Linked DNA regions of Homo sapiens: all the other regions are linked to region 1. The links are chromatin loops, found by intact Hi-C in ENCODE. Cell type or tissue: heart left ventricle. All regions are shown on one strand. Links, peaks and the distances in the headings refer to the core of each region. The heading gives the core; the rest is flanking DNA. Region 1 overlaps PXDC1 (PX domain containing 1). Region 2 overlaps ECI2-DT (ECI2 divergent transcript). Region 3 has its middle 25 kb from the start of TGILR.

Region 1 (10,243 bases), core at 3,496-8,495:
TTCTCCATCCAGATTGGATATGCCCCCTCTCCCTTTCTTGTCCCGCAGCCCTAGGGGAGGGAGGTAGCTGTTTCCTGGGGATATTGTCGCCGGGTTACCAAGGTGTTCCGTTCTTGTGTTTTCCAGACTCTTAACACCAGTGGGCCCAAGTCTTTCATTTCAGTCCCCTCTGTGCGATACCTAACATGGTTCAGGGTTACCCTTTATTTACATCTCTCGCATCTAGGAAGGTTTATGCTTTAAAACATAAACATGTTGAATTTCCTTGTTGGCATTTTGAGGCTCCTAGACTTTTTCGATTGTTATTTCTATAGTTTCAGGCTTTGTGATGTCTGAGCCAACCAGGTCACCACTGCAGCAACAGATTGTGTTCCCGAGTAGTCAGGTGATCTTTCATTCTTAGTAGCTGTACAATCAACATTTTGCTTTTACATTCATTCCATCAAATATCTGCATAGTGCCTACCACATGTGTAGGTGATGGTGGCACAGCAGTGAACAAGAGACCAAGAACATCCCTGCCCTCATGATTCTTATATTCTGGTTGGGAGAAATCCAATAGTAACAAGATAAACAAGTAACAAATACATTAGATAGTGATACATGTTCAAAAGGAAAAATAAGTAAGCAAAGAAAGGGGCTCCGACTTACAGGAGCAGGGGGAGGGGTTTTGCGTTTAGACAGGGTGATCGAGGACAAGTGACTTTTGAAGAGAGACATGAAGGAAAGCGGGGATCATGCCATTGGGTGCCTGGGGAAGTCGATTCTAGGCAGTGGAAGAGCAGGTGCAAAGGCCCTGAGGCTGGCATGTGCCTGGTGGGTTTGGGGAGTGAGGAGGTACGGTGGCTGGTGTGGAGACTGTTGGTCAGGAAGGGAGAGAGGAAGGTCGTGGTCACATTTGGGCTTTTATTCAGAGAGGGCTCTGAGCAGAGAGGTGATTTGGCCTGACTCAAACTCGGGCTGCTGTGCTGGGAAAGAGCAGGGGAGGCGTGGAGGCAGGTGCTGGGGGCTGGTGCAGCAGAGCAGGTGGGAGAAGTGGGCAAACGCTGATGTGCATTGAGGGAGAGCCACAGGGGCACTGCAAGGCCAGACATGGGGTGTGGAGTAGTGTGCAGATGACCCCAGAGTTTTCAGCCTGAGGTGCAGGACTGGCAGGATTGCCATTTGCTGCCATGGGGGAGTCGGCAGGAGGAGTTGACATGGGGGAGGGGGTGGCTCAGGAGGGCAGCTTGGGAGGCGGCATTTTAGCGTTTTCTCTTAGTAAGGCCATGATCACAAGCCCGCCAGCCCATGTGGTGCTAATGTACCTGCCTGTGCTCATCTTTATCACCAAAGACATTCATCTACCTGCATGCTAGGAGACTGTCGTCTTAGATTTGAGATCCGAGTACCAGGGGACTGGCATCTGGGACATTACCAGAAAAGGGCTGGACACAGATGTGACTACCAGACTCCCACAACCCTGACAGCTCTAGGAAGATGCGTGATTTGATCCCAGGGCCTGAACCTGCTCATGCTGTTCTCGGGTGGACAGTGAGGGGAGAAGCCCTGTGTTACCCTGAAACATAAGGGAGAATCCCACCCGATGGCCAACTGCAAAGCCACGGAGTTTACTTTCTTAGTGACAGTGGCTCAGAAATGATCATGGGCCACACCAGTCCCGGGCAGCAGAGCAGGGGCACAGAGGCACCATCTCTGCCCCATCCAGTGGGCCCTTGCAAGTGGGGTGCTGGCTGGGCCTGCCCTTTGCCTTCAACCATAGCTCCACCCCCGTGCAGAATTCACCTGCGTCATTCTGCCCCACCCAGAGGGGCAGCTTTACTTCTCAGGGGACTTGGATCTTCCTTTCTGACTCACAGACCTATTTTTGACTCTGTTGACCTGGCCAAGTCACCCTGCACTGGGGGTGCCCTGCCAGGGCTCCCATGGGGCCACCCACCTTCACGCGGCCTCCTCTTCCTCTTTCTTCCTTCTGTTTTGCTTTTCTTTGCCAAGCCCAAACCCCGCCGCCCACTCTGCTTCCCCCATCCTGCTGTACCTGGGATCCTCTTCCTTTTCCATAAATGGCCACTGAGCTGCGTTTGGTTTGCTGCCCCCCCGACAGATCTCAGACTGAGCCCCTGGGCCCCAGGCGACACCTGAGCTCACTTCCCAGCTGGAGACTGGACACTTCCACAGACAGACCTGCTTCCAGGGCTACTGCCTTTCACGGTGGCAGTTGGCACTGAAAAGCTGCAGCTTTCTCACAGAACAGGCCAGGGACTCAGCTCAGGAGCACCTTGATCTGAGCTCCCTGCTTGGTGGCGAGAGGAGCTGAACGCACACCATATGTGGTGACATTCTTCTGCAGACAGACACCTCTAGCTGTGCCCCCTCTTGCCCCATCCCACAGGAAATGGGGACATCAGACAGACCACGTAACTCTTTTGCCAACTTACACCTGCAAGGGTTTCTTCCCATTGTTAAGAAACCTTGCTGATGTTTAACCTAGACTCAGCAGAAAACACATGGTGGACAGCGGGTGCAGAGGGGGAGGGAAGAGCTTGCAGTTCATACTTTGATAGGTGGCAGCTGTCAGTCTCATCATAGAAGATCAAGGCCTTGCCAGATTGCTGGATCACCCACCTGGGACACAGCTGGGTCATGGTAGGAGGGGTCAGCTTGGGGGTCAACCACCTGGGACACAGCTCAGTTACAGTGAGAGGGGTCAGGCTCAGGGATCTCCCCACCTGGGAACACAGTCAGGCCTTAATAGGAGGGGTCAGGCTCAGGCTGAAAGCACTGGCTTTGGACCCAGACAGGTGGGGTTAGGGGATTGGATGCTGGCTTTGCCACCTGCATGTCATTCCAGGCAAGTTCCTCAAGCCTCGGGTGCACTGTTGATGCTATAGCAGTAATAATATCCGCACGCAGGGCCGTTGTGAGTACCGAAAGCAGTGGTATCCGTAGAGTGCCCAGCACCAAGCTGGGCATATACGGGCTGCTGGCTTTGGGACCATTTGCTCTTTGCCCTGGCACTTGCCACGTGCCCTTGATGACAGTGGTCTGCGGGAGAGTGCTGGAGGCTGGCTCCTGAGAGCAGCGAGCCGCTTGGCAGGACTGGCCCACTCATGTGCCCGCCCTCTTCTGGGTGTGGCCCCCCCATATACCCTGGGAGAATACCCCTGCCCTGGCTAAAGAGGGAGCCCACAAAGAGGGAGGTCACCACCGAACTTCAGTGGGATCCCTACGGACTAGGCCTGTGGCCTTGCTCGTCCAGAAACTAGAATTGGTGCTGGGTGTGGGCCAGGTTTGGGTTACCTAAGAAAGATCCTAAGATCTAGGCCTGATCCTAAGAAAGAATGGCTGCCGCGGTGGCTCACGCCTGTAAGCCCAGCACTTTGGGAGGCCGAGGCAGGTGGATCCCTTGAGGTCAGGAATTTGAGACCAGCCTGGCCGACGTGGTGAAACCCCGTCTCTACTAAAGATAGAAAAATTAGCCGAGCCTGGTAGCGCGCATGCCTGTAGTCCCAGCTGCTCGGGAGGCTAAGGCAGGAGAATCACTTGAACCCTGGAAGCGGAGCTTGCAGTGAGCTGAGATTGCACCACTGCCCTCCAGCCTGGGTGACAAGAGCGAGACTTCGTCTCAAATAAATAAATAAATAAAAACAAGAATTGCCAAGTGCACAGAGTTCTTGTAGCCAGAACCTCCGTGGGAAGCCGTTGCCTCCTTGTCCCTCATGGGCAAGGCCCTTTCCCGGGATTTGTGAGACCACGCTTGTCCTTTTCTGGTCTCAGCTCTCCCCACCCCTGCCCTCCACCTTCCCCATCTCACTCCCTCTTTCCCCAACCCCTTTCACCCTTATATCCGCTCACCCTTCAGGCCGCCTCCTGCCCGGGAGTGTGGGGGGGATCCCCTGCTGTGCATCCTCCTGGCACCTGGATTTGCCAGGCAGGGGACAGTCTGTGGTCTGTGTTTGCCTCCTGTTGGCCCTCCTGGCTAGCATGACGTGCCAGGAGGCCGGGATCCCATCTTGTTGGCCGTGGTATCCCCAGCCTGGTGGAGGAGGAGCCATGGGTGCTTTGGGAAGAGCGACTGAAGTGCTTCCTTCCTGCCTGAGTGGGCTGCTCCCCCTGGGAACCTGTGATGCTGCAGGACGGACTGGCTAAGTGGATGGCTGTTGGAGAATGTTGAGTCTAAAATTTAGGAAGAGGATTTGGCTTTTAGTGGGGAAAATAATGAAAAAGCCTAGAGAAGGCAGGATTACGGGAAGAGCAGAGCAGAGCTCAGTAAGTTTAAGTCAAACATTTCTTTCCCAGTCGCTCTAGGAGCCACCTCCCAGGTACAGAAGGCAGCCACTGCTGCAGAGGGAGGAAGAGAGACTTCCCTCAGCCCCCAGCTTGGGTCCTCCGGGTGTTCTGTTTTTCCTCAGCCACTTCCATCTCTTCCTCTTGCATTCTCAGCTCAGCTTTTCACTCCTGAAAAGATGTAGAGGAGAGGTGGCTGTGGACCAGCCGCTGGGCGCCCCTGATGCATTGCAGCGTGGAGGTGTGGGGGAGGCCTTCTGTCCTGGTGTCCACACAGCCGCAATCTCGCTCTCCTTGTACAGTTATACTGCGTGACACTCCACAGGTGGAAACGTGTCAGTCTCGGATAGCGAAGAGCAGCCTCAGGTTCCCAGGGAGTTAGAACTTCCCTGGGTTGCTTAGTTATGCATTGAATAACCAGCTAGTCAGTTCTTAACTCGCTGCTGCTTCAGCATTGACTGCCTATTTAGAAAACAGGTACTTAGGAAGTTTTAAAGGCTTTCCTAAAACATTTTAGATATTTAGTTTCCAAGATGTGTATTATAGTCAACCTTTAAAGAATGTGTGTCTCCCGTGCAGCATACAAGATGAGGCTGCGTTCCCCCCTTCACCTCTGCATCTGTGTAGTGTGCTGATGGGCACATTTGTTAAATGGAAAGGAAACAATATAAATGTAATTTATGGTTTGACTCAGTTTGTTAAAGCTCACTTTGCAGAGCATTTCCCCGGGGCCGACTGTTGTGTGCGTGTGGGAACCGCGTCCTCTGAGTGCTCAGAGAGGCCTGTTCTTTGGGTAGTGGACGCTCTTTAACGTGTGACCTCCCAGCGCACCCGAGCCAGCATCCTGCCTTTAGTTTCAGAATTGCAGCAGCAGGAAGCCCTCCCGCTAGAGTCAGATGGCCAAGGTCCTCCCTGGAGGAAGCTGGGCCAGTTACCGCAAGTGTTGAGCCCAAAGCCTCCAATTCCCAAAAAAGTGGGACTCTGGACCCAGGTTTCTGAGATCCGGAAGCGGTGTTTGTTAACGTTGGCTCTCACTGTCAGATTTTTGTACTGCCTCCAGCGCGTTCAGTTCTGATTCCAAGAACAAATCAGGTGTTTGTGTTTGCAGAAAGCAGCTAATCCCCAAATTGACAGATACAACGCTGTGTTTTCAGCTTTCGAGACCTAACTCCTTTAGGAAGAAAAGTGACGCTGGCAGCCCCCTGTTGATACTCAGTCCCCAAATGTGTGTCCAGTTGGCCCACCGGAATTTATGTACAATTGTGTTACCAATTTTTTGGTTTCAAATTCTTAATTGTTTGGCTACATCTGGATGAAATTCTCATGTCACAAATTGTGTAGGATGAAATTTTTAAAGTTGAGGTTGTATTAGTGATTATTTATCAGAAATTAGAACAGTTTCCGGGGCTGTGAACTCTGAGGCTAACTTCCTTAAGCGTGCGTTGCAGTGAACGCCATCCTGCTTTTTCCGCAGAGTGCGCGCGCCCCCTGCTGGTCAGTCCTGAAAGACCCGAGCGAAGCGGCTCTGCTTCCGTTTTCAGGTTCGCTTGGCAGAATAGGCAACCCTCTTCACCTGCCTGCGGTATTCATCCGTGCGATCTCAGGCAGTGAAACCAAGTCGGACAGGAACCCCCAGAATTGTCATGCCATCAACAATATTTGGAATATAAAAACCAAAAGTTTTAGATGATCTAAAATTACTGTATTTAAGTGCAGTTTTGAAAACAAGTTTTCAAATCGTTGCTTATGGTAAACAGGTGACAACATTTGGAAAGAATCCACTAGCCATTTGGAAGCCAAAGCACTTGAGTCACAAAGGAGGAGTACAACAGGTAGGATAGAAAGAAACGCAGATGCACTCAATAGTTTGCTTTGGGGGAAGCAGTATTTCTTAAACTCATAGTTCTTGTCTGTTCCTGGAAAATAAAGCAGTGTCTTCAGCGTGGATTCTGCTCAGAACTTTTTCTTTATAAATTTGAGTATTTGTAATTTGGCATGCTGGCAGCAGGAGCTTGAGGTTTCCAGCTGTGAAACTGAGAAACCTTAGTGAATATAAAACAATCAGAAATTGCAAGATGAAGATTTCTTTTATTTCTGCACTGTGGTCCCAGTGGACAGTTGTACAGTTTTTTTTTAAAAAGTGTTTTCCTTCCACATTAAATACACCCATCCGTTTGGTGTATTTGAAACATTTTAAAAACAATTGAAGGGGAGTAGGGAAATGGGAGCGTTGGCATTTTAGGAAGGCCAGGCTGTCTGTAGTCTCTTGCCAGTGTCACTTCTTGAGTGGGGGCGGGGAGGCGTTTGCTGCTCAAGGCAGCCCCGCGCTGCGTTCTTGTCGCCGTGCTCTGGAGCTCTGGTGGTAGCAGCTGGAGCAACAGCAGCCCAGTTGTGCTGCTGTCAGTCAGGTGGGTTTCAGTAAGTTCAGCAGAATTCATCACTTCATGAATCAGCTGCGGCCCCTCCTGGGGAAGGGATCAGCGCTCGTTGTCATTCAGGTGAACTGTCTCCGTGGAGAAAGGACCACAGTGTCCTGAGAAAGCTGATCCAGATTGCCAGCTTGGTTGCCACCGGGAGCCGGAATGGGGAATTCAATAATGGACGTGCCCTTAACTAAAATCCTAGAGCTTAAAAAATAAGCACCGTCATTTCTGTGCTTCCAGGCAGGGATTCCAGCTCTTCACTTTCCCCATCTAAATTTTCTCAGGCTCCTTTTGTTTGGTTGTTAAGGATGTTTACACACCCAAGGAACACAGTTTGGCTTCCATTCAGAAACATAAAAGCAGGTGAAAGGAAGCAATGTGGTTCTGCACATTTCCACAAATAAAATCAAACCAGTGTGGCTCAGCAGTTTTAGTGCCACTTGGCCCTCGAGACTCTCCTTCGAGGCTGGTGACCGAAGAGCCTGCTGCTGGTCGGTTGTGTCTGGGGTCAGGCTGAGGTGATGACGAGAAGACCGAGACTGGGGTGCTGCCCAAGGGCAGCTGGTGCACACACAGGAGAGTGACTAACACCTGTCCACTTCTGTCTCATCTGATGCAAGTGTATTCTGCCAGCACAGCCAGCGAACATCGCATCCCTGGCATGGGCCAGGCACTGTGCTGGTTGCTGGTCACAGGGAGATGAGCCTAAGGTGCCTCCTGCCCTATGACTCTCACTAGTCTCTGGGGAGACCCCCAGGTGAAGGCACAGTCATTGCAGAGGAGCAAGAGGCTGTAGAGGGTGGGATGGGCTTTCCGAACCCACAGGCAGGAGCCAGTCCCATCATCACAGAGCAGGTGGCTTTTGCCTAAGTGGGCTTTGCCCCATCATGAGCCTGGAGGTGGAGGAGGCTGGAGGACAGCTCACCTGGAGGCTGTTGGGAAGCGAGGGCCTGTTTCTCGGGGTTGGCTTGAGGGTGTGTTTCACAGGGCACAGAGCTGGTGAGGTAGGTGGGCTAGGAGCAGGTCATGAAGAGTCTGCACGCCCAACTAAAATCCTAACACGGTTTCCAGAGGCCTGACCAGGTACACTTGCCTTTCTGTAGTTCAGTCTGGAAGATGGGTCACAAAGAAGATAGCGTAGGCAGATAAAATACCGGACCCAAAGTTAAGTTTGAATGTCAAACAGCAAATATGTTTTTAGTGTAAGTCTGTCCCTGCTATTGCATTATCCATTGTTTATCTGAAATTCGTATTTAATTAGGCATCACGTGTCTTATTTGCCAAGTTTGGCCATACTAAAAGGAGATCAGTGTACCGCAGAATATATTTATCTCCCTAATGTGACCCTTGGAGGTTATCAACCCAACCAAGAGCTGCACATTAATTAAATCAAAGATGTAGCCAAAGATATGTCAGCAAAGCAAAGATAAAAGCATTATAAACCTCTATAATACCTGTAAATTGTTAGGTCACGCTTTCTGTCCTATGAAATGGGTATACATGTGCTGGATACATTGACTTTGCAAGAAGCCGATCTTGTAAACTGAGTACAACTAGTATGTCATTCATTTGATCAACTGGAAGCTAGTATTCTAGCTGTAATGAAAGTTGAAATATAACAGTAGTTTTGCTTGTCTTAGAATAAAGAAGCACTTTGTGGGAATGAGTTATATAATTGTCTTCTCTTTAAAAACAACTTTTTAAGAATTTTGAATTGGCTCCCCTTTCCTTGGTAGACTTCCCTGAGCAAGCAGGGGATCAAAGCATTTTGGTTGAAAGAGTGGTGCATATATACATCTTGTAGTATATAAATATTTGAAATTCTATGTAAATTGCGGTATATAAATATTTGAAATTCTATGCAAGGAATTCAGGGCTTGGGAGGAGGCATCCGGAGAGTCTGGTACTTTTGTTGTTTTCTCGTTTTCTTCCTTCTCCACCCTGCTTGCCCCGGCGTGTGGGGAGGTGGGCCGAGGCTGGAGAACACGGCAGAGGGTCGTCCAGCCCCTTCCTCTGGTGACGGCCAGGGCATCGTGCTTGGGCGTAGGCACAGGCCACGTGGACAGAGGCCCCAGGGTTTTCCAGTGGCTGAGTCACAGACCACGGACCCTGCCCCTCTTGGACCCTTGTGCCCTGCACAGCTGGCCGCCTGGGCCTGTGTGGCTGAGGTCAGTGGAGGGGGCAGGATCAGATAGCCCCACTGCTAAGCAGGGATGCCTGCTGGGATACCAGGTGAGCCAGCTGAATGGGCACCTGGCACGTGCTTGAGGAAGTGGGGAGAAGGTTCTTGGCCTCCACTGATCCCCACTGACCCCCGTTATGGGGATGCCCCTGCGGTAGCCCACTCTTGCAGAAGTGCCTTTGACCTATGTCTGGGGAGCCCTGGTGGGAGTTTTCATGGACTGTATGCTCTGGGACCTCTTAATTTCAGTCAGGAAGTTTAAGAAATCTTTTTTTATCTCTCTTATAGACCTATTCAACGAATTGCTTGAAAACTGAACAGGCTTTTCCCCTGCAAAACAAAATCAGACCAGAACTTCTGAAAAAGTTAGTCTCCGTGACCAATAATACTAGGTTGGTGCAAAAGTAATCGCAGTAATCACGGTTTTTGCCATTAATAGTTCTGGCACTTAAGCCTTTGTGGTTTAATCACCGCTCACAGGCACGTTTGCATCAGCCTCGGTCACACAAGTGTGGGGGAGACGCCAGTGTCCTTGGGCACCTACTTCCCCATCCCTGCAAAGCCGACGGATAGAACCTGTGATGGGAAGACTTCTGCTCTGCGCTTCTCATGGGGAGATAGAAAAGCACCCGAGCCTTCATGCCTCGAGCTATGGTATTTTAAAAATAAAATATTATGCTGCCTGACAGCCACTCGGGTGTGTGGTGACCGTGAGAAGCACAGAGGCCCAGATTCCTGGAAAGTGGCATGAGTCGTGTCCACTTTGGTTTTGTCCAGGCAGAGATCTGACTTTTTTCCTTGTGAACTTGGCATGTAAATGACTGGTCTAAACAGAGGCTCCATTTCCAGGGGTCTGCGATCTGAGCAGCCGTGGCCAGCAGAGTGAGTCCTTCCCTGTGTCACTGGGGGTGGGCTGGTCCTGGGCCAGCACCCCTGACTGTAGCCACCACGCTGGTGGGGCCTGATTCGCCCTGGGCTGAGCTCTGGCTGTGACCAGGGTGATTATGGAGTTTGCCAGGCTGCCCCACTTGGAGGGATCTTACACCTCCCATCCCCTTTTCAGATTGACAGTACCAACTCCTGCACAGACTTTATGGATCACTGGGTAGGTGAAACATGGAATGAGGCTTAGAGCAGGACTTCCAGAAAGCGGCTATAGGTGCATAAGGCTGAATGAATGTTCCCGACATCTCATTACAGATGACGACCCTGGCGGTTTGTGGGCACCTGTTGTGTATTGCATTGGGAGCGCGTTTCCTGGTGTGCTATTCTGACTTTGAGCATTTCTGTCTCAATTCTAGGACTGGTTGCCATAAAGGAAGCCCACGACATAGAGACCAGGCTTAATGAGG
Region 2 (10,243 bases), core at 3,146-8,145, 410 kb before region 1:
AGGGCTCAAGAAGGTGGAAGGGCAGAGAAGGAGGTTCCTACTGGGTGGCCAGTGCGTGGACTGAAGGAAAGGCACAGGCGTCTGACCCAGCATCTAATAGCCCATCCTCTGGTGGTCTTTAAGTGATCTAGCCTGCATGATTACTGCCTCCAATATTCTTAATATTCTCAATATGCTCTCATAGTTCAGATTTCTAAATTCATCTGCTTAGAAACCTCAAGCATTGTTCCTTAAAACAATTCCTCTGTAATGCAGCCTAGTTTTCTAAGCAAGGGAGCTTGTCCTCCAGCACTTACTGACTCGTGGCAATTGATGCCCCAGAGATGAGGACACTACATTTATCTAAATTTTTTTTGGTTATGGATGACAGAAACCCCACAAAGAATAGCTTAAGCTATTTCTTAGGAATTTAGTTATTTACTATAAATTCTTTATTAAATAATTATGAGTTTGCCGGGTGTGGTAGCTCACACCTGTAATCCCAGCACTTTGGGAGACTGGTGCCAGGAGTTTGAGATGTGCCTGGACAACCTGATGAAACCCCGTCTCTACTAAAATTACAAAAATTAGCCAGGTGTGGTGGCGCATGCCTGTAATCCCAACTACTCGGGAGGCTAAGGCACAAGAAACATTTCAACCTAGCAGGTGGAGGTTGCAGTGAGCCAAGATTGCGCCACTGTACTCCAGCCTGGGCAACAGGATGAGACTTTCTCTCAAAAAAGAAAAAAAAATTATTGGAAGGTATTAGAATGCATTGTGGGATCCAGGGAAGGGTAGACTGGCAAGTTGTGAGAAAAATGGGGATGTGTTTGGGTCTCAGGGATAACTGGAGTCAGGGTCTAGATCCCCCCAGGACTCCTCATCTCTATCTGTGACTCTCTTCAGAGGCCTGCACTCTCCCTCTCTGTGGGACAGCTTTCTCCAAAGGCGAGAAACATGAAGGCCAACTCGTGAATCTCACATTTTATTGCTCTTACTGCCAGAAAGAAACTCTCTGTTTGACTAATAATTCAAAGCATTCTGGGGGAAGATTCTCCAGGCTCAGTGTGGCAGTGTGCCAACCTGAACGCTCACTTTTGGCCACTTAGCCCACCCATAACACCAGTTAGCTGTGGGGGCAGGGGAGAGCATGCCATGGATGCGGCAGCTCCCAGGAGCGCCATGGAGTAGAAGCACAACGCGTGTTCCCAGGAGAAGCAGAGAAGCTGGGTGTCTCGTAACACAGCTGTCCAGAACCTTCAGAAAATCCTTCTTCACCTGGATAATGCCCATTTCCCCCAAGGCTCTTCTCAGGTAACACCTCCAGAAAACTTTCTCTGACCCCAGTGGATCAGGTACCCTACCTATATGCCCCAAGCACCCAGCACAGGCACCTATCTCTAGCCTTTATTTTTGATCCCCCTCCTCACCTGTGCCGTCCTGGAGAAAGCAACTGTGGCTGTGCATCTTGGCATTTCTAAGACGTAATCCAGTGCCTGTCCCATGACATGCTTTCAATTAACATTTCTTAAAACATGCATCAAAGAAACATTGAAAAATATGAGATAATACCATGGAAAGAGGCTACAGACCCACAGTATGAGTCCGTTCTCACATTGCTGTAAAGACATACCCGAGCCTGGGTGATTTATGAAGAAAAGAGGTTTAATTGGCTCACAGTTCCACAGGCTGTACATGAAGCATGGCTGGGGAGGCCTCTGAAGACTTTCAATCATGGCGGAAGGCGAAGGGAAAGGAGGCCACGTCTTACATGGCGGGAGCAGGAGGAAGACAGCGAAAGCAGGAGGTGCTACATACTTTTAAACAACCAGATCTTGTGAGAACTCACTACCAAGAGAACTGCAAGAGGGAATTCTGCCCCCATGATCCAATCACCTCCCACCAGGCCCCTCTTCCAACATTAGGAATGACATTCCACGTGAGATTTGGGCGGGGACACAAATCCAAACCTTATCACCCAGGAAGTGTAAAGTGGCTTGCAAGTCCACTGGATGCAGAAGATGAGGCCTCTGAGGAAGTCCCGGTCAGCATCGCACAGCAGCCCAGAGCAACCGAGGGTACTCACAGAGGCACCAAAACAGACTGAGTTTGTTCAGTTTATGTTGTTTAAAGAAGAGAATGTCTATTTTCAAGATTTTCATTAAAATTGTTTTAAAATTTTATATGCCGTCTCTATAAATATAAATTTCCTTCTGTGATTTCTGTGAAGCTGCAATCTCTGGATTGTCTTCTATGTTTATTTTGAATGAGGGAATGCGACAAGCCTTTATCACGTGCCAATTATGAGGCAGGAATGGTGCTGGGCGCCAAAACCATCAAGACGTTCACAGCTCTCAGACACCAGCGATCAAATCAGAATCACGCTGTCAGTGCTTTGGTAGAAGCACCCAAAGGGACTTTGAGAGCAGAGGAGAGAGAATTCTCAGTCAGGCTGGGGCATCTGGAATCTTCCAGAAGCTGCATTGTGGAGGGTGAGAGGTGAGTTGATTTGGGGTTTTTTATTACAGCACAGAATCTGGCTCTGACGAACTCAGGCAAGATGGAACCACATTTGAAAGAATCTATGAAGACAGACTTGGCAAAGGCAGGAGTCACGGCAAATCAAGGGATCTGGCTAGCAAGGACTCACAGGTAACCCAGCTGGAGCTGCAGAGCTGACTGAATGAGCTCCTCGCACTTCATGTCTTTTTTTTATGTCACTTCGGTCACATTTCCAAATCCCAAGATGAGGATCCAGGGGCCTGGGCTGAATGACACCCCTTTCCTTTGGCCAGGAGAGGACAGAGGGTGTTACTGACACCCCCACAGTGTGGCACAGGATGGTGGAGAGAAATGTTCCCTGAAGAATAAGGAGAAAGAGACGCTGATAGTAAAATAAGAAATGATCAGTAAAGTGAAAATTAGTTAAGTGAGGAGGTAGGGAAGAACATTGCAATTTTATGGAAATACAGTTGCTTATATGATTGGAGCAAAAGCCTAGTGTCAGAGAGCCATAAGAGTTAGCAAGATGAGTAGGCAGGGGTTGACCTCAAAGAACTTCCCGGGCCAGGCCACAGTCTATACCCTCTCCTGACAGACTGGAGAACCACTGGGAGGTTTGAGGCAGGAAAGAGACATAATGAGATTTGCATTTTTAAAAGATCCCTGGCAGAGATGGAACTGGATGGGAGGAGGTTGAGCTACTGGAAGCCGCTTCAGGATCTAGGGGTACAAGGTGAGCTCTTTTTTGGACACGTTGAGTCTGGTCTGAGGTTTTTCTTTTTGAGATGGAGTCTTGCTCTGTCGCCCAGGCTGGAGTGCAGTGGTGCGATCTCGGCTCATTGCAACCTCCGCCTCCTGGGTTCACGGCCATTCTCCTGCCTCAGCCTCTGGAGTAGCTGGGACTACAGGCGCCCGCCACCACACCTGGCTAGTTTTTTGTATTTTTAGTGGAGACCGGGTTTCACCGTGTTAGCCAGGATGGTCTCGATCTCCCGACCTCGTGATCCGCCTGCCTCGGCCTCCCAAAGTGCTGGGATTACAGGTGTGAGCCACCGTGCCCAGTGAGTCTGAGGTTCTTATGAGGCTTCCCAGAGTCTTCATAATCCAAATCCTACCCACTCCCAATTATAAATAACAGCAAAAAATAATAAACAATATTATTCCCTCATTCATTTATTCATCAAGCACTTAGTGACCACCTATAATGTGCAGGTGTTGGGAACATAGCACATAACAATTTCTCTCTGTAAGGACTCACAATCCAGCGCAGATAAGTGAACACAGGAATACAGCACGATAATGTTCTGCTACAGAAAGAGACTGAAGTAAATTTCCTCTTTTGCTATGAGACTTAGGTGGAAAGAAAGAGTAGTGATGATTTTAAATATTATGGTAGTCCCGAAGTCATTCTCTTGCATCCCCAAAACTGACATACTCAACTCTTCAAATATCTTTAATTTTTACATTATGAAAACATAAAATTATCCAAAAAAATTCTTCCTCCACAATTCCTTTTAGTTTCCACTAAATAGTATATTTATATTCACACATGAAGATATATTACACTGCTGAACACCAAGTAACTGAGGAGAGGTTGCAAATAGCTGGAGTAAACAGCAAATTGATTAAACCATAAGTTGATAGAAAGTTCAGACGTTGCACAAACCGTGATCGCTCTCACGACCGACACCAGTGCAGCCCTGGGAGCACATCTTAAGTCAGCAATCTGGCAACTCCCCTGTGGCCACCTGTTCCCCTTGCTGTTCTCAGTCCCAGGCTCTGGACTTCATATTCACAGGCACACACACATCCCTGCAGACATCTGTTTTCAAGAAATGGTGGTGCCAAACTCCTCCTGGGAAATGTGCTGAGAAAATTCCTCTATCCGTGAGCTGTGAAGAGCAGAAAGCAAACGGGAGGGGAGGGCCCTTCCAGCTGCCCCGCTCTTGCCCGATGGATGGCTGCCGTCCACCTGACGGCACCCATTTCAATGACAGCCGCTAACATCTTCCAATGCTTCCCTGGTGTCTTGCTGTGACAGTTAATTTTGTGTGTTAATGTGGCTAGGCTGCATTGTCCAAACATTTGGTCAAATGCTATTCTGGATGTTTCTGGGGTTTTTTTTCAATGAGATTAATATTTAGATGAGTAGATGTTGAGTAAAGCAAATGACCCTTCATAATATGGGTGGACCTCATCCAATCAGTTGAAGGTCTTAATAGAACAGAGACCGACTTCACCTGAGCAGAAAGGAATTCTGCCAGCAGCCGGCCTTTGAACTCAACGTGCAACTCTTCCTTGAGTCTCCAATGTGCCAGCCCACTTCCATCTTGCAGATTTTGGACTTGCCAAGCCTCCAAGATTTTATGGGTCAGTTACTTAAATCTGTCTGTCTGTCCCTCTGTCTCTCTGCATCTCTCTATCTTGTTGGTTCTGTTTCTCTAGAGAACCCTGACTAATATACTTGGCTCATCTTCAGCTGTGTGTCCAGATGTTTTGCCCCCAAGACCTGTAGTCAGCCTCTAGGGCCTCAATCCCAGCACGGTTTCTGCACCTGCCGCGCCGTGGTGTGGAAGGAAAGGTGAGAAGAAGGTGGGCTGCAATGGCACAGCAGTGCTGGGCAGGAAACCTCACGCTCAGGCCTTATGTGAGCCTTTCTGCCCCTAATGCCCTCCTCAACCCGTCTATGAGAATGTGAGGCTTCCAATTGTGCTGCACTTAATTTGAAAGATTGGCAGAGCAAGACTGTACCAGAAAGTTCCCATTGAACCCTGGCCATCGACGCAGCCCCTATAAGGGGTCAAGAGCGTGCCAGCCCCTCGCCCCTCTGCATTCATCAGCATTGGTTGAGTACATGCTGTGACTGACCGGTGTTGGTACAATGGGCACAGAGATTAATAAGACACAGCCACTGCCCCCAGGGAGCCAGAATTTCATGTCCCTTTTCTTTTATTCTTCCACAAAACTGGAAACATCATCCAGACATGAGAATTTCAAGATTTTTAAAAAAAATCCTTTCAGAAACCACTTAAAGGGAAAACCTACTGATCACCAACTGAGGGCTGAATTTTGACAGCCCCTAACATCCAGGTGACTATACCCAGGGGCATAACGGAATTCAAGTGCTAAGGAACCACAGGCATTTTAAAGATAAATTTAGTGGCATTTTTAGGCACTGTTCTTAAGCCTGTCTGTTCTACTCCCTGAATTGGGGGCATAGCTTTTAGGTTCTTGAAAGTGAGGCTACATCCATTACAGGTCAGATTCTTAAAAAGGGATATGCATAAGAGTTTATAGAGTTTTAAAATATATATGTTTTTAAATTGTAGCCAAAATAGAGCACTCAGAGGTAATTACAGGCTTCCTTTAGAAGCAAACGTGGTTCAAAACTTCTTTCCCAGGAGGCTGTGTAGTTGTATTCACATTGTCGTCACTAGGTGGCAGCAGAGGGACTTCTGTGACTTTCAACCATTGGCTTTGGAAGGGATGGCGGAGGGGAGGCAGCTGACTCAGACTTCATTTTAGTGTAGGTGAGTGTGCGGCGTTTTCTCTGGGCAGCAACTATGTTAAACCACCATGGTACCTATTAATGTCAAATAAGTACCCCACAGTATAGAATTGATTTTAATACATCATTATCAGTATGTGGCCAACAGGGAAATTTGCTAGATCTCAGATGCACTTTGTCTCCATTGTGTGGCCTTTCCTTGGTGTTTTTGAATAGTAGAGATAATCTAGTTTTAAAGCTGGTACTTTTGTGAATGTGTACTTTCATACTCCATGTCTCAGGTACCCCTAGAGGACTCACTTAGAATATTAAGTGAATAATATAGAATAACCCCAGGAGTATTCACTTCTCTCTTCTCAGGCTGCCTTGGTGCAGACAAATATATTGTCCCCAACTTCCTGCCTTGTGCCCCAAGAAGTCTTACTAAAATGGTACATATGGAAACAGCAGAATGTGACTCTGTTCTCTGTGTCTGGAAATGAATGGATCAACCCCCAGTTAGGGATGCTGTAGAGATGTTTCCTGGATTGAGAAAGATAAATATTAAATTAAAAGGTGACCGAAGTTCCTTCTAATTCTAGGATTCCATTACTTATAAACATATGGCAATTACAATAAACTAGCGCTCCACAGTAACTCCCAATGAGCCCGCTTTGGGGATACCCTCCTTAAGACACGTTCAGATCATGCAGTAGCTACAGTTTATACCACTCAGCCTTGAGCTAGAGGAGCTGCTCCACCAGCCCCTTCCTCTGTTTTCTGCCCCTGCATGGGCCCTTCCTCCACGGCCTTTATCACTGCATGGTCTTACATTTACTCGGGTGCTTGTTGCATCAATGTCTACCTCCTATCCTTCACTGAAAGGTGCAAAGGACAGAGACTAGGTCTGTCTGTGCTCAGCACTGTATCCCCAATACTTCACAGAGTAGGAGCACAATTGTTGAATGAATGACTGCATGCCAGTCCCCCTTGGGACTATCACTTTTCAGAATGGAAACCATCTGCAGACCTGGGCATCTTCATGTCCATTTCTCAGTTTCTGAGCTGGTTCTGGCTTTCTGCAGCTCAACCTGGTGCTCACAGGAGAGCTTGAGAACTCTAGAGAAGCAGGTGATTGGCCCTCTGAGTAAGGTTCCTTCCAGCAAAGTTTACACCGTTTGACCTGCCAAAACAAAGACTTGACTTGAACTGTCCCATCACATTGTAATTCCAGGGTCTTGGGCTGCCCCTCCCATTCAGAAGAGAGTTCTTTATGTCTGCAATAGACCCACATCCCTCTCCATCTTTAACTAGAACCATCAGAACACTGCCACTTTTGTTCTGCTTCCAAAATTCCCAAAATGGGTGATTTTGCCCCCAAAGGACTCACATACCAGTGTAGCCCTAGTGGGAAGCAGGACGGAGGGCGTCTCCCAGGCATATCAGACAGCACAGGGGGAAAGGATGCCAACACATGTTAGGATATGACCTGATGTGACCTAATATGACCCTTGACAGGTTCTTACTTCACATGTTGGCTTTAGTTTCTTCGTCTGTAAAAACAGAAGGTTTGGTCAGATAGCATCTCAAGTCTCTTCCACTCCTGAAAATCTGTAATTATGCCTGGGTCATGTGGCTCAAGGGCAACTACCCCATCCCAGGTGAAGATATCCCATTTCTAGACACACTAGTTTGAAGCCTGCTTCAGTAGATATATTTCAATCCCCAAAGAAACTATAAAATGATAGGAGCTTTTCCCTAGATTTTCTAACCTTCTCCTTAACACATTATGGCTGAATCTCTTACAGATGTTTCCTGACAGATCATAGTGAAATTACCTCTCAAGAATGATAACAATCAAATGGAACTTTGTCATTTTTTAATTTAACATTCACTATTTGGAGTTTCCTCAAGGATTTCCAGAGGCCTACATGATTATGGCACAATGGGTAACTTTTCTGGGGCCCGATTTTAGTAGCAGATGCTACGCTGAGCCGCTTGGCCAATCGATGGGCCTGCCCACCTCCAGTCTCCACAGGGAGACGCAGCCCTGTTTTTCTCTGCTTCCCTTAGCATACTCAGCGACCATCATGAAGTGATAAAAGTTTCACTTCTTTAATGAAAACAGCACCCAAAGAGAGTCTAGTGTTTATGTTGGTGACGAACGTTGAAAGAAAGTGAATAGCTGTAAGAAAATGACAGTTCTTCCAGAAAGTGGAAGTTTTAGCTAATTATGGCATGGTAGTAGCTCTAGTCTTTTAAGGGAAAGAGAGTGTGTGGGAAATCCCTCAGTATTTTTTTTCTCTCCTTCTTCTCCACTCTCTGGTGCCCCAACCCTCAGGCAAGCCCACAGCAGGCTCGGTGCAGCAGCAAAAGAGGCCAGCAACAGGAATCTGCAGGAGCTACAGCTCTGAGGGAGAGAAACCTTGCTCTCAGTTCAGAAGAACCGCAGCTCCAAGAAGGTGCCACAAACACTGTTGCCTCTCTGTCTTCCTCTCTCTCTCTCTCACCCTCTCTCTCCCAGCACTGCTGTAAGGCAGTCACAGAAGTGGGTAGTTACTGGCTGGACAACCATAAAATAAAGCCTCAGGGAACCAGAGGTGCTAAGGAGAGAGCAGAGAGAGAAGAGTTTGGGAAAGCATACAGCATTATCCCCAGAGAAGTAAAAATAAATAAATAAATAAATAAATAAATAAAATAAGAGTGTCTGGGAAAGGAACTCCATAAAGAGGTTTATGAACTCCTGGCTAACCCCTGGCCTGAGCATGTCTAAATCTGATCCTAATTGGCATTCAAAAGACCTTGAGGACTGAGCTTAAGAGACAGGTCTCCCCAGGTTCCAGTCTGACCTTTTAGGTAAGGAGCACTCACGGGGGGCACCCAATTGGGAATGATCTGAGTAGCATTGAAAGGCTTTGAAAATTGAACTAACATTGGAATTGCAGCTCAGAGAAGGTGGGTTGAAATGTGAGGCCTGAACTTAACCAGGTCAAGTGCCCGCCAAAACAAAAATGTCAACATCTTCCATAGGATTTAAACAAGACCTGAAGTCTTATATATAATAATCAAAATGTTCAGGGTACACTCAAATAGTATTCAGCATATAAAGAACCATGAAAACCTCAACATGTATGGGAAAAGTCAATCAACAGATGCCAGTGCCATGATGACACCAATGTTGGAAGTATCTGACAAAGCTTTTAAAATGCTTGTATGAGCAATCTTGAACACTCTTGAAGAAAAAGCAAAAATACAAGGTATCATTAAAGAAATAGAAGATATACAGGACAAAAATCAGAAATTTTAGAGTTGAAAGCACAATAACCAATATTAAAAAAAAACAAACACATTAGCTGGGTTCAGTACCACAAAGGATGTGACAGAGGAAACAGTGAACTTGAAGATACATCAAAAAAAGAGGGAAAAAAGGTTGAAAAAAATCTAGTAGAGCTTCAGGTACATATAAGACAATAATAAAAGTTCTAATGTTTGTGTCTCTGGAGTTTTAGAGGACAAGAGAAAGAGTGCAGTGCTGAAAAAAAGTCTGAAAAAACAATGGCCGAAGACTTCCCAAGTTTGGCAAAGGATATAACCTACAGATTTAAAAAGCTGAGTGAACTTTTAAAAGGATAAATACAAATAAAATTATGCATAGATGCATCACAATGAAATTGTTGAAAAATAAAAAGAATGAAAAAAGTTTTAAAGCAGCCACAGAAAAACAGTGCATTGTCAATAGAGGATTTTCAATTTGAATAACTATAGATTTTTCATCAGAAACTGCGGAGACCAGAAGGAAGTAGAACAACATTTTAAAGGAGAGAAGGAAGGAAGGAAGGAGGGAAGGAACTATAAACTGAGAATTCTGTGAAATAAATACATTCTTAGATGAAGGAAAACTAAGAGAATTCTGACCAGTGTACCTACTTAAGAGATTTGCTAAACAAGTTCTTCAGGCTGAAAGGAAATGATCCAAGAAGAAATCTCAGAACTTCAGTAATAAAAGGGAACAACAGAAATGGCAAGTATCTGGGTAAATATAATAGACTGTTCTTCTCTTTTTGAGTACTTTAAAACATATCTGATGTTTGAAAGCACAGGGTATAACATTGTCTGATGGAGTTTTCAATGTGTGCAGATGTAATACATAAACGAGAAAGGAAACCTACTGGTAAGTTTTACACATTCCAATTAAAGTGGTAAAATGCTGATTATAAATTGCCATTAAAGTGTTAAGTTTGTATTTTTTTAAATCCCTAGAGCAACCACTAAAAT
Region 3 (10,243 bases), core at 2,558-7,557, 140 kb before region 1:
AGTGAAAGATTAGGCTTCAAATACAAATTCCCTTGAACTGGACAATACAGGAAGTTAAATTTAGACCTAACAGAGTAACTTCTAGAGCAGAAAATGTCCTGAGACAGGTATTCAGTGAGAAGAGCTGCACTAAGAACAGGTGTGGAGGCAGTTTGGCCTTAACAGCAAAATCTGCTGCTCCGCAATGTTGCCCAACCAGGGCATTTTTGTCAACTCGGCGCTAATGTGGATTTATTTTAGGAAACTAAAGACAGTCATTTATCACAAAAAGTAGGTTAAAAACAAAAGAAGCCCTTTGTTCAAACCAAGTCTTCCAGGTCACCCTGGTGTATCTAACAGCTAAGGGTCTGGCTGTAGTGGCCACTGCAGGGCCAGGGCTGCCTTCCCCTCTCCCCTGCCTTCCACATCAACTCTGGGTTCTGGATGTTTCTGTTTTTTGGGGTTGGCATCAGTAGTGAGCACAGCTTATGTGCAGGTACAAAGTGTTTTAAAAGATTTTTTTTTCCAACAGTTTTTCACAAGAACTCTTTCTTTTTTCTTTTTTTTTTGTAATGGACTCTTGCTCTGTCACCCGGGCTGGAGTGCAGTGGTGCGATCTTGGCTCACTGCAACCTCTGCCTCCTGGGATCAAGTGATTCTCCTGTCTCAGCCTCCTGAGTAGCTGGGATTGCAGACACATGCCATCACGCCTGGCTAATTTTTGTATTTTTAGTAGAGACAGGGTTTTGCTATGTTGGCCAGGCTGGTTTGGAACTCCTGACCTCAAGTGATCCACCCACCTTGGCCTCCCAAAGTGCTGGGATTACAGGCATGAGGCACCGTGCTCAGCCCACAAGAACTATTTTTATTGTCAGTAAGTGGAAGAAGTGATGAGTGATTTATTTGTGTTTCCCTGGGGTCACAGGGTCCAGGGTGATGTGCTGCAGGACTTAGAACTCACACGCTGCAAACTTGTTGCCTTCCCTCTGAAACAGAGGCCCCAAATTTGGTGCACATGTGCATCAGCGAGCACTTCTTCAAAATGCAGATTTGGGGCCTGACTCTGGCTATTTGGCTTCAAAATTCTTGGATGGGACCTGGAAATCTGCATCTTCCACAAGGAGCCCAGGCGGCCTTTATTGATGTGGAGCAGAAACCACACTTTTGAGAAACCTTGTTCTCTAGCCTGGTGTCTTAGTCCATCTGTGCTGCTATAACAAAATATCTGAGACTGGGTAATTTACAAATAATAGAAATTTACTTCTGCCAGTTCTGGAGGCTGGGAAACCCAAGATCAAGGCATCAGCAGATCTGATGCCTGGTGAGGGCTGCTCTCTGCTTCCAGGGTGGCACCTTGTTGCTGTGTCCTCACATAGTGGAAGAAGAAGGGGCCAAAGGGGATGGGAAGGGTGAATTCTCTCCCTTAAGCTGGTGTGCCCCTTCCACCATGTGAAGACACAGCAAGAATGTGTGAGTAGCCCTCACCGGACACCAGATCCACTGGCACTTTGATCTTGGACTTCCAGCCTCCAGAACTGGGGGAAATAAATGTCTGTTGCTTATAAGCCACCCAGTCTACGGTGCTTTGTTATATGGTGTGGATGGACTAAGATACTCACATGGCGAAGTGGCTTGCACTAGTCAGGCGCAGCTAGAAAAGCAGAGCTGGGATTCAGACTCATGCCTGAATTTTGTTCCAAAACCAGAACTGCGACCTCTTGTTTAGATGGCTTGTGGACTACTCATTGTATTGAGAGTACCGCTTTACTTCCGATTCTGCCCTGTATTTTTACTAAGTGAATACAATCTCAAGGATAACTTCTAGAATTCATCATTGCTTCATTATATTTCCAGTTGCCCCACACTAAATTTATCGGTCCCAATTAAGTCCATATAAAGAGGAGTGTCAGCGGAAGAATAACAAGGTTCATAAATTTGGAAAGGAGAGCTTCATTTCTTATAAAGGGTTGCAGCCTGCCAGGTGGCCATTCTGACAGGCAGGAAGCATAGCCTCCGGCCAGAATCCAGAAACAGACACTTCAAGGGTGGGAAGAATAAGGAATTTATGCTGAACGGGTGGCCAAATATACATATTCAATAAGCTACAGGAGGATCATAAATATTTATGAGAGAGGTAACCTGCGAATGCGCAACCAAGCACGATGCCTCTCTACATTCAAAAAATGGCAGCGTCAACATGATGGGGTTGAGTATTCGCCCTCTGACATCAAAAGATGAAGAGGGAACACAAAAACCCTCTCTGTGCATCCTCCGTAGGCCAGCCGGAACCACTCTGTGGTTGGTGGTCTCTTATCAGGAAGGAATACTGGTGGATTGTTTCGTCCAAACTTCAAAAGAGGTGCAGTGGTAGGTGGTTGGTTGATATCTGGGTGGTCTTTCCAAAGGGCTGGTTTCTGTTTAACCTTAGGGAAGAAAGCCTAAGGGGGGTTAGCAGGGGCCTGTCCGACCTCCCAACGGTCACGGTGGGGAACTCAGTTTTCATTTCCCTGGGATACCCCTGGCCAAGAGGGGATTGGTTCAGTTGGTTGGGAGGCACAGGATTTCATTTTTTTCAGGGTGTTAGTGTGGAAAAAACACAAAAGCTGCAAGTGCGTTTTCCTATTTTCTCACTCAACAACACAACAATCAACACAGATGAAGACTTCTGTGAACAAATGCGGGAGATTTCTCCCCAGCTGCAAACAAGCAAGCAGTTCTTCAGGGGACACCAGCTGGGTGTCCTCTAATTCAACTACAATGCTGTTTACCTGGAGGTCGTGTCAGATCTCACAGTGCTCAGTGTCTGAGGCTGCCATCCTTAACCCCAATCACTAGTCACAATTCTGCGCCTCCGGAACTTCTGACCTATTAGCTTCAAGTTGGGGTTCCCACAATCCCCTCTCTGGGTTTGATTAATTTGCTAGAGTGGCCCGCAGAACTCAGAGAAATACCTTTACCAGTTTACTTAAAGGACATTACAAAGGATACAGAAGAAGAGATGTGTAGGGCAAGGTATGGGGGAAGGGGTTTGCTACCCTCCGGAAACCTCCACCTGATCACCTACCTGGAAGCTCTCCAGATTCTGTTCTTTTGGGCCTTTTATGGACACGTCATTATGTAGGCATGATTGACAAAACCACTGGCCATTGGTAATCAACTTAACCCCCAGCTCCCTCCACTCCTTGGACATTGAGGGTTGGAGCTGGAAGTCCTGAACCTCTAATCCTGCCTTGGTCTTTCTGGAGAACAGACTTTCCTTAAACAGTCTAGGGAGCCCAGCCATCAGTCAATCATTAGCATATGAAAAGACATCATAAAAGTCAATTATAAAAAGACACTTGGAGATTCCCAGGATTTTAGGAGCTGTATGCCAGGAAACGGGATGAAGAACAAATATATATTTCACAATATCTCCCCTTGAGATGAGATTGAGAAATACAATAAATTAGAAAACAGATTTCATACCAGCATAACCAAAATAAATCTTTGCCAAATTCAGACGCAACTCAAATGTCCATTGACCTTAAAAACAATGACAACAAAGCCAACAACAACTGGAAGACCTTCCACTTTCAGGGCCAGGATGGGCAGACTGCAGTGGAAACCGGGGTGTGGATGCCACGAGCCCGCCCGAGAGCAGAATTTAGGAAGCAGCTTCTGGAATGTACTGCAGGTCTCAGTAGGCCATGAGTCTCGTAAGCCCAGTCTGCCTTCACTGGGCTTGTCTGCAGCTTGGCCTCGTGCCCCTGGACACAGGTATGAGGTGAAGATGGCAAAGAGATTCACATACTAAGAAGCCACCCTCGTCAGGCTGGCCTGTGCTGGAGTTTAGTGTCTGTCATGTTGGGGTGTGGCACCTTTGTTTGCAGGCTAGCCTTTATATGCCCCTGTATTTCATTGTTTGCTTTTGTTTTTTCCTTTAGTCACCTAGTAAACATTTCTACTGGAAAACCTTGCCTCAGAAGAACTAAGAGGAAAAGCAGTGTCCACACCCAGACCAGCCTCGCCAAGGAGGGCAGAGGTTCCTCTCGAGGACGGTCTTGGTCAACGTGGCCACAGCTCCTGCTCCAACTAGCACTCAAAGGAGTCTGCTGGGGCCCCAGGGAACACGGGGGGCAGTGGCGCACCCTCAGTGATGGCTGCTCTGTAGACAGAGCCCCAGGACTTCTCTCCCTCCTTCTTCAGCTCTCTGCCCTGTTGCTCTGCACAATCACAGCGCTTGTCACTTACATGTCTGTTTACCCGACCCCTTGCCAGCCTGTCATTGTTATTTTGGTATCCCCAGCACCTATGTGATGTGTAATATGTAATGAAGGTTTCTCTCATGAAACCAAATGGTGAGCATTGAAGTAGGGGGAGAGGCTGCATGAGCAAAAGGACCATTACCCTCTCTCTTCTACCAACTGGGAGGCCAACAAACTGAGGAGATGGGCTGCCCGGTGATGGGAGGACAACATGGTGCAGCGTCCTTAGAGAGCTTCCGGTAGGCCTCAGGCTGCTGTGAGGGAGCTTAAGGTTATTAGCTGTTAAACTGTTGCTATTTTGAAAAAGTTGAAAGAGCACTGTGCACTATGTGCTCAAGTGCATTTGACTCAGGAGATGGTTAAGAGGGGGTGAGTTTGGGGAATGCTTGCACTGGGAGAGAACTTGGGGTACAACTCCATGCGTGTCTGTGGGTCTCTCCACAAGATGGCACTCATCTCTTGTTCTTAGCTCCTGCTAATGAAAAGTTTGTAATTTTTAAATCCCTGCAGAGCAATGAGGATGACTTCTGTTTCCTGTATTGGCAACTTACATGTTTTATTTCCCTGGGAACCTGGGCCACGGTGAGGGTAGCTGCATTAGGTACTAAAGTCTGGTGAGCCCTAGGGGGCACAACGTGGTTGCACATCCTGCAAAACCGGGCTCCCTAAGTTAGTTTAAGCACAGGTGTTTGGAGTGGTCGCTAGGGTGACGTGTTTGAGTAACTTGCCCTATTCGATGCTGGCCTCGGCTAGTGGGACTGCTGCCATTATTTTGTATTGCTGTAACAGTCACCGGTCACACTGACTTTGTCTCTGAACACAACCCTGGGCTTGTTTGTGATTAACAGTGTCAATCTGCAGGAGAAAGATCCTTGGTCTCTGAACTTCATGAGAGGAGTTAAAAAAAAAAAATTGCAGACTGAGGTACCCAGTATAAACCATGAGGAGAATCCTGTGGAAGTCTTTTCACCACCTTTTGGACGCAAGGAGTGCGCTTACTCATGGGATTGTTGTATTATCAGAAGTAATGTACTTTATCAAGTCTCTTTCCTTCAATACAATCCTTCCAAGAGGATGCTGCCCAGGAATTTATAGGATGAGGCAAATTCCAATGATGCTAATCTGGCCTCATTGATAGATCTCCAGAATATTCCAGTTGACCCCAATTTTCACCAGTCTTGAGAAAATTTGCAATGGGCCATCCTTCCCCCTTCCTCATGTCGTGCCACAGGGCCGAACACTCAGTGGTGCTGGAGATGTTTGTCACACTTGATGTAGAATCTCGTTTCATACAAAGGCCACAGGGGAGACAATTCCCAATTCAAAAGCATTTAAAACAGTATGCATGTAGGCAGTCCTTGCAAATGTCACCAGCTAATGACAATAATCCGTCCTGTTTCTGCAGGGCCTTATAATACATGTGCACTTACATCTCTATCCTGCCTGCAGCCCCTTCAAGACACCAGGAGACAGATTGTTAGGTCCGTTTTGGAGAGAAGGAAATGAAGACTCAAGAAGGTCATGATTTCTACAAAGTCACAAAGCAGGCATGTCTCAGAATTGGGATAAAAACCTACGTTGCCTGAGTCTTGGCCCACTCTTTCCTTCAAATCCTTGGTTGTTTCTGGGTGCCAGGCGCTGTTTTAGATATTAGGAACACAGCAGCAAACAACTGTCAATTTACAAGAGAAGGATCGTTGGTCTCTGAACTTCATAAGAGGACTTAAAAACAAATTGCAGGCCAGGCGCGGTGGCTGGCCAGGATCGTGAAACTCCGTTGCTACTAAAAATACAAAAATTAGCTGGGCGTGGTGGCGTGTGCCTATAATCCCAGCTACTCGGGAGGCTGAGGCAGGAGAATCTCTTGAACCTGGGAGGCGGAGGTTGCAGTGAGCCCAGATCGTGCCATGGCACTCCAGCCTGGGCAACAAGAGCAAAACTCTGTCTCAAAAGAAAAAAAAGTTGCAGCCTAGCAACAAAGTATAAGCCATGAGGAGAATCCTTTTACCATTTCTTAAGCTTTCAGACCACCCCTTTTGACACAAAGGATGCACTTATTCCTGGGATTGGCCTGTTGGGTGGGGTGCAGTTTTAAACAGGGGGCTCAGGTGACATTCAAACAGAGGCCTGAAAGTGGAAGAGGTGAGTCACACAGAATTCTTAAGGAAGAGCTTCCAGGCAGAGGGAACAGCTGTCACAAAGACCTGCCATGGAAGGGCCTAGTGTATCCCAGGAAAGCACTGAGCCACCTGCTGGGGGACCTGGAGGCCACAGTCTGACCTCGGCTCTTCTTCTGACCAAGACGAAGCCATCAAAGGGCTTCAAGCTGACATGTGCTATGATATTTCTGACATCTTAACAGGGTCACTCTGGGAGATTTCCTTACAATATAAGTTGTCAATATAATCCAAGAAAACAATGGCCCAGAGGAAAAGAGTATTACATGACTATTACTGTAGGTCTCACAGTGAGGTGACAATCACAAGCACTGTCTGTGGGGTGCCTGCCATGGGCCAGGTAGTTGGCAGGGGGCTTTCTTTACCCACAACATTTCATCCCGTCCTTGCCGTTGGCTGCATGATGTATTTATTATTATGCCATTTTACAGATGAGAAAACTGAGACTCGAGTCCACAGGCTAACCAGTGGCAGCCTTGGGCCTTCACTCTACGGCCCTTCGCCTCTGTTGTGAGCACGTGCACATCAGTCAAGGCTGAAACGATCCTTTCAATGAAAGAAAATGTGATATTTGGTAAAGTGCCTTGAAAGAAATACTCTCATAATAAGAATTGGTAAATGTTGTCTAATTAACACATTGGCAGTGTTCTTCATGTCATTTCTACATGCCGTTCAACCTGCAAATATTATTTTTTAAAATTAATCTAGTAATATTTAATACTTTTTAAAGGGAGCCTTTGATTAACTTTGGTCCCATCAACAAACACTAATTGCATTAAGCTTTTTGAACAGCCTTTGTAAATGTAATCATTTGACTTCCTTAATTGTCTGATTAACAACAACGAAAAATCTTCCCAAGTACTTAAGTAATAATTCCTGTAAATATAACAAAATCTAGACATATAATAAATTTTAAATTCTCTTAAAATATCAACATAAAATTATAGTCTACATCAACTTTTTAGCTCCACAGTTTAAGTTAGAATTACAAGTTTGACTGACACTCCAGCACACAAAATCCTCTTAAATGTAACAAATAAGGAAAAGGCCAAATATCCACAGATTACCTCCTAACCCCAAGATATCAGAAATAGATTTGATTCATCTTCATCATTTCTACACTTAATGCTGTCTCTTTTCAGGATTACAAGTCATTTTCCCACTAAAAAAAAAAGATTCCGAATAAATTTGGAGTTGAATTTTCAAGTGAATTTTTGGGGCCTCCTTACCAGCTGGCCGAGGTTGCATCATGAGCAGGGATGTTAGCTTGGGTGCAGGAGTTAGAAGTAGAGAGGTCAGGATGATTTTTGTTGATTTTGTACTTGCTAAGTCACTGTCTTGCAAAGGTCAGCTCCTAGTCCTGGCCCCTACATTCGGTCATATGTCACCTGCTTCTGTACACTTAGACATGCCTGCAACCTTGCCAGGTCTCTGTAGCACATGGCTGGATTTAACAACATCGTTTCTGGTCTAATTCTATTCTAAATTCTTTTCATATTCTGCACATTTGCTGCAGCTGTAACTTCCAGCCACTGCTCAAAGATGAAGATGGGGCTTAAAGCTAGACAGTGGAGTGAGGCTAGCCAAGGTCAGAACTGCAGAGATGGCAGGTGTGTATGTGCTGGGTGAGGCCAGCTTGTTGAATGTTGCCATGGCCCGTCCTCCTCATTCGCCTCTGGGAAACACAGGAGGAAACTGCACAAACAGAACCTGTGTGCATCTGAGCAGCTGCATCCTCAGAAAGATCTGGCTAAGGCAGTGACATCATGAAACTGGAATTTCTTTCACTCTGGAGGAAGTGAAAAGAGCTGCAAATGGATCTTTAGGGACTGGTTATTATTCCCTGTTTTAATGGACATTTCTTTCATCTTAAAGTGCATTAAAAAATTGACGTGGCAATATAAATACCACCTTCCCCTCCACCTTTTTTTTTTTAAGCAAGATGTCTCTTGAATTTGTATTTGTTTTGCTACTTAAAACCAAATCTTTAAGGAAAGCCAATGCAAATGCAAGCTCTTCAGTGCTTATGGTCACTCAGTGGACTCCTTAGTTCCCAGCAAGCTCTAGCTGCCCAACTGAACTTCTCTTTGTGGGTTTTCAGAGGGCTGGGGAATGGAAATGGGTTGGTGTGGTTCTCCAGTTTGCTCGTTCTTTGCCGTATGGCAGGCTTTTCACACACAGATGGGCTGCTGAATGTTCTATCATTGCAGACTTGCCTCCAGACCCAGGTATATTTCAAGAGCAGAAACCATTGGCACAATCACCCCTTATTCTGTTTGTGGAAGAAAGTTGCCATCCACACAGAAAATTATAGTTTTGGCCGGGCGTGGTGCCTCACAGCTGTAATTCCAGCACTTTGGGAAGCTGAGGCGGGTGGATCATGAGGTCAGGAGTTTGAGACCAGCCTGGCCAACATGGTGATACCCTGTCTCTGCTAAAGATATAAAAAATTAGCCAGGCGTGGTGGCATGTGTGTGTGATCCCAGCTACTCGGGAGGCTGAGGCAGGAGAATCACTTGAAGCCGGGAGGCGGAGGTTGCAGTGAGCCGAGATCACACCATTGCACTCCAGCCTGGGCAACAGAGCAAGACTCTGTCTCAAAAAAACAACAGAACAAAACAAAAATTATAGTTTCTATACATGTGGGTTTGGAATTTGAACAAGTTATTTTATTCTGGGAATGCTTTATCATCGCCTAAAATGACGACTTCTTTCCTAGTTGTGATTTCTCTTTGCCACGTTACCAGGAGGCACAGAAGGCACAGGGAGGAAAGTTCTGGGTTTTCCTCTTGCGAAACTGAGAAGCCACATTAGGGATGAGGCAGTCATCTGAGCCAGCATCTTGTCTGGAAATAATTATGGCTTGCTCACAAAGCTGTGGAAATCTGCAATGCAGAGAAATACAACATCCTTGCAAACCCAAATAAAGGGCAGCAAATCCTTTTGGACACAGCTGTGCCTAAGACTCCCGGAGTGAAAGGAGCAAAATTGTACCTATGACCCACTGTGTCTATTGGAAACCCTAGAATCAATGTCATGTTCATCACCCTGTTAAATGGCAACAGATTTATGAGGAGAGAAGCTTCCAGAAAGACTGCAGAATTATCTTTTTTGGTGCAGTTTGGGACTTTAATTCTCAAAGGATTAAAACCTGTCCAGGTTCTTCTGGTGTGTTCCTTCCGTCTATACAAGGAGCATGTGATTCTTTAAAAATGTTGACTTTGCAGATCCCAATAGTTAGGTGGGAAATTGAGACACCAGAGAGGCATGAGGTTCCTCATTTAGTCTGGACTCAGTTCCTTTCCTAAATTAAAGGAAATGTACCATGCTGCTGACTTTGTGAGTTTGCTTTCAGTGCATGCTATGTGTGAGGTTGGAGAGAGTATGGGATCAAGCAGTGTTGGGAACAGGCCCCCCCGCAAAATCTGGCCATAAACTGGCCCCGAAATTGGCCATAAACAAAATCTCTGCAGCACTGTGATATGCTCGTGATGGCCATGACGCACATGCTGGAAGGTTGTGGGTTTACCGGAATGGGGGCAAGGAACACCTGGCCCATCCAGGGCAGAAAACCGCTTAAAGGCGTTTTTAAACCACAAACAATAGCATGAGTGATCTGTGCCTTAAGGACATGCTCCTGCTGCAGATTACTAGCCAGAACCCATCCCTTTATTTCGGCCCATCCCTTGTTTCCCATAAGGAATACTTTTAGTTAATCTATAATCTATACAAACAATGTTTATCACTGGCTTGCTGTCAATAAACACGTGGGTAAATCTCTGTTCAAGGCTCTCAGCTCTGAAGGCTGTGAGACCCCTGATTTCCCACTTCACGTGCTGTATT

What was found. A loop is a pair of places that touch in the nucleus more often than their neighbours do. Peaks named below come from ENCODE experiments on the same cell type or tissue, not always from the same donor. Only the 100,000 strongest peaks of a DNase experiment are listed, where the experiment ranks them.
Region 2: a loop joins it to region 1, with 6 times the contacts of the local background. A loop is called at or near these places in 37 of 110 quality-filtered maps.
Region 3: a loop joins it to region 1, with 10 times the contacts of the local background. A loop is called at or near these places in 78 of 110 quality-filtered maps.

Annotation. Positions count from the first base shown.
Region 1 is chr6:3,738,098-3,748,340 of GRCh38, reverse strand. PXDC1 (PX domain containing 1) reads left to right here. Exons shown (of 5, transcript NM_183373.4): 2 at 10,193-10,243. Among named protein-coding and RNA genes, the nearest start is that of PXDC1, 8.5 kb to the left of the region's middle. RefSeq lists an enhancer at 10,237-10,243. In heart left ventricle, for the core only: a CTCF peak has its summit at 5,782 (motif pointing left); DNase peaks (open chromatin) are centred at 5,120 and 5,780; H3K4me3 peaks cover 1,708 bases; H3K27ac peaks cover 3,570 bases.
Region 2 is chr6:4,151,749-4,161,991 of GRCh38, reverse strand. ECI2-DT (ECI2 divergent transcript) reads right to left here. Exons shown (of 4, transcript NR_103764.1): 3 at 6,999-7,151; 4 at 4,607-6,511. The region is part of intron 2 of LOC124901246 (a long non-coding RNA gene); the gene reads right to left. Among named protein-coding and RNA genes, the nearest start is that of ECI2-DT, 21 kb to the right of the region's middle. In heart left ventricle, for the core only: CTCF peaks have their summits at 5,710 and 5,911 (motif pointing right); a DNase peak (open chromatin) is centred at 5,977; H3K4me3 peaks cover 263 bases.
Region 3 is chr6:3,882,040-3,892,282 of GRCh38, reverse strand. No RefSeq gene overlaps it. Among named protein-coding and RNA genes, the nearest start is that of TGILR, 25 kb to the left of the region's middle. In heart left ventricle, for the core only: CTCF peaks have their summits at 4,642 (motif pointing right) and 6,475 (motif pointing left); DNase peaks (open chromatin) are centred at 3,677 and 4,006; H3K27ac peaks cover 183 bases.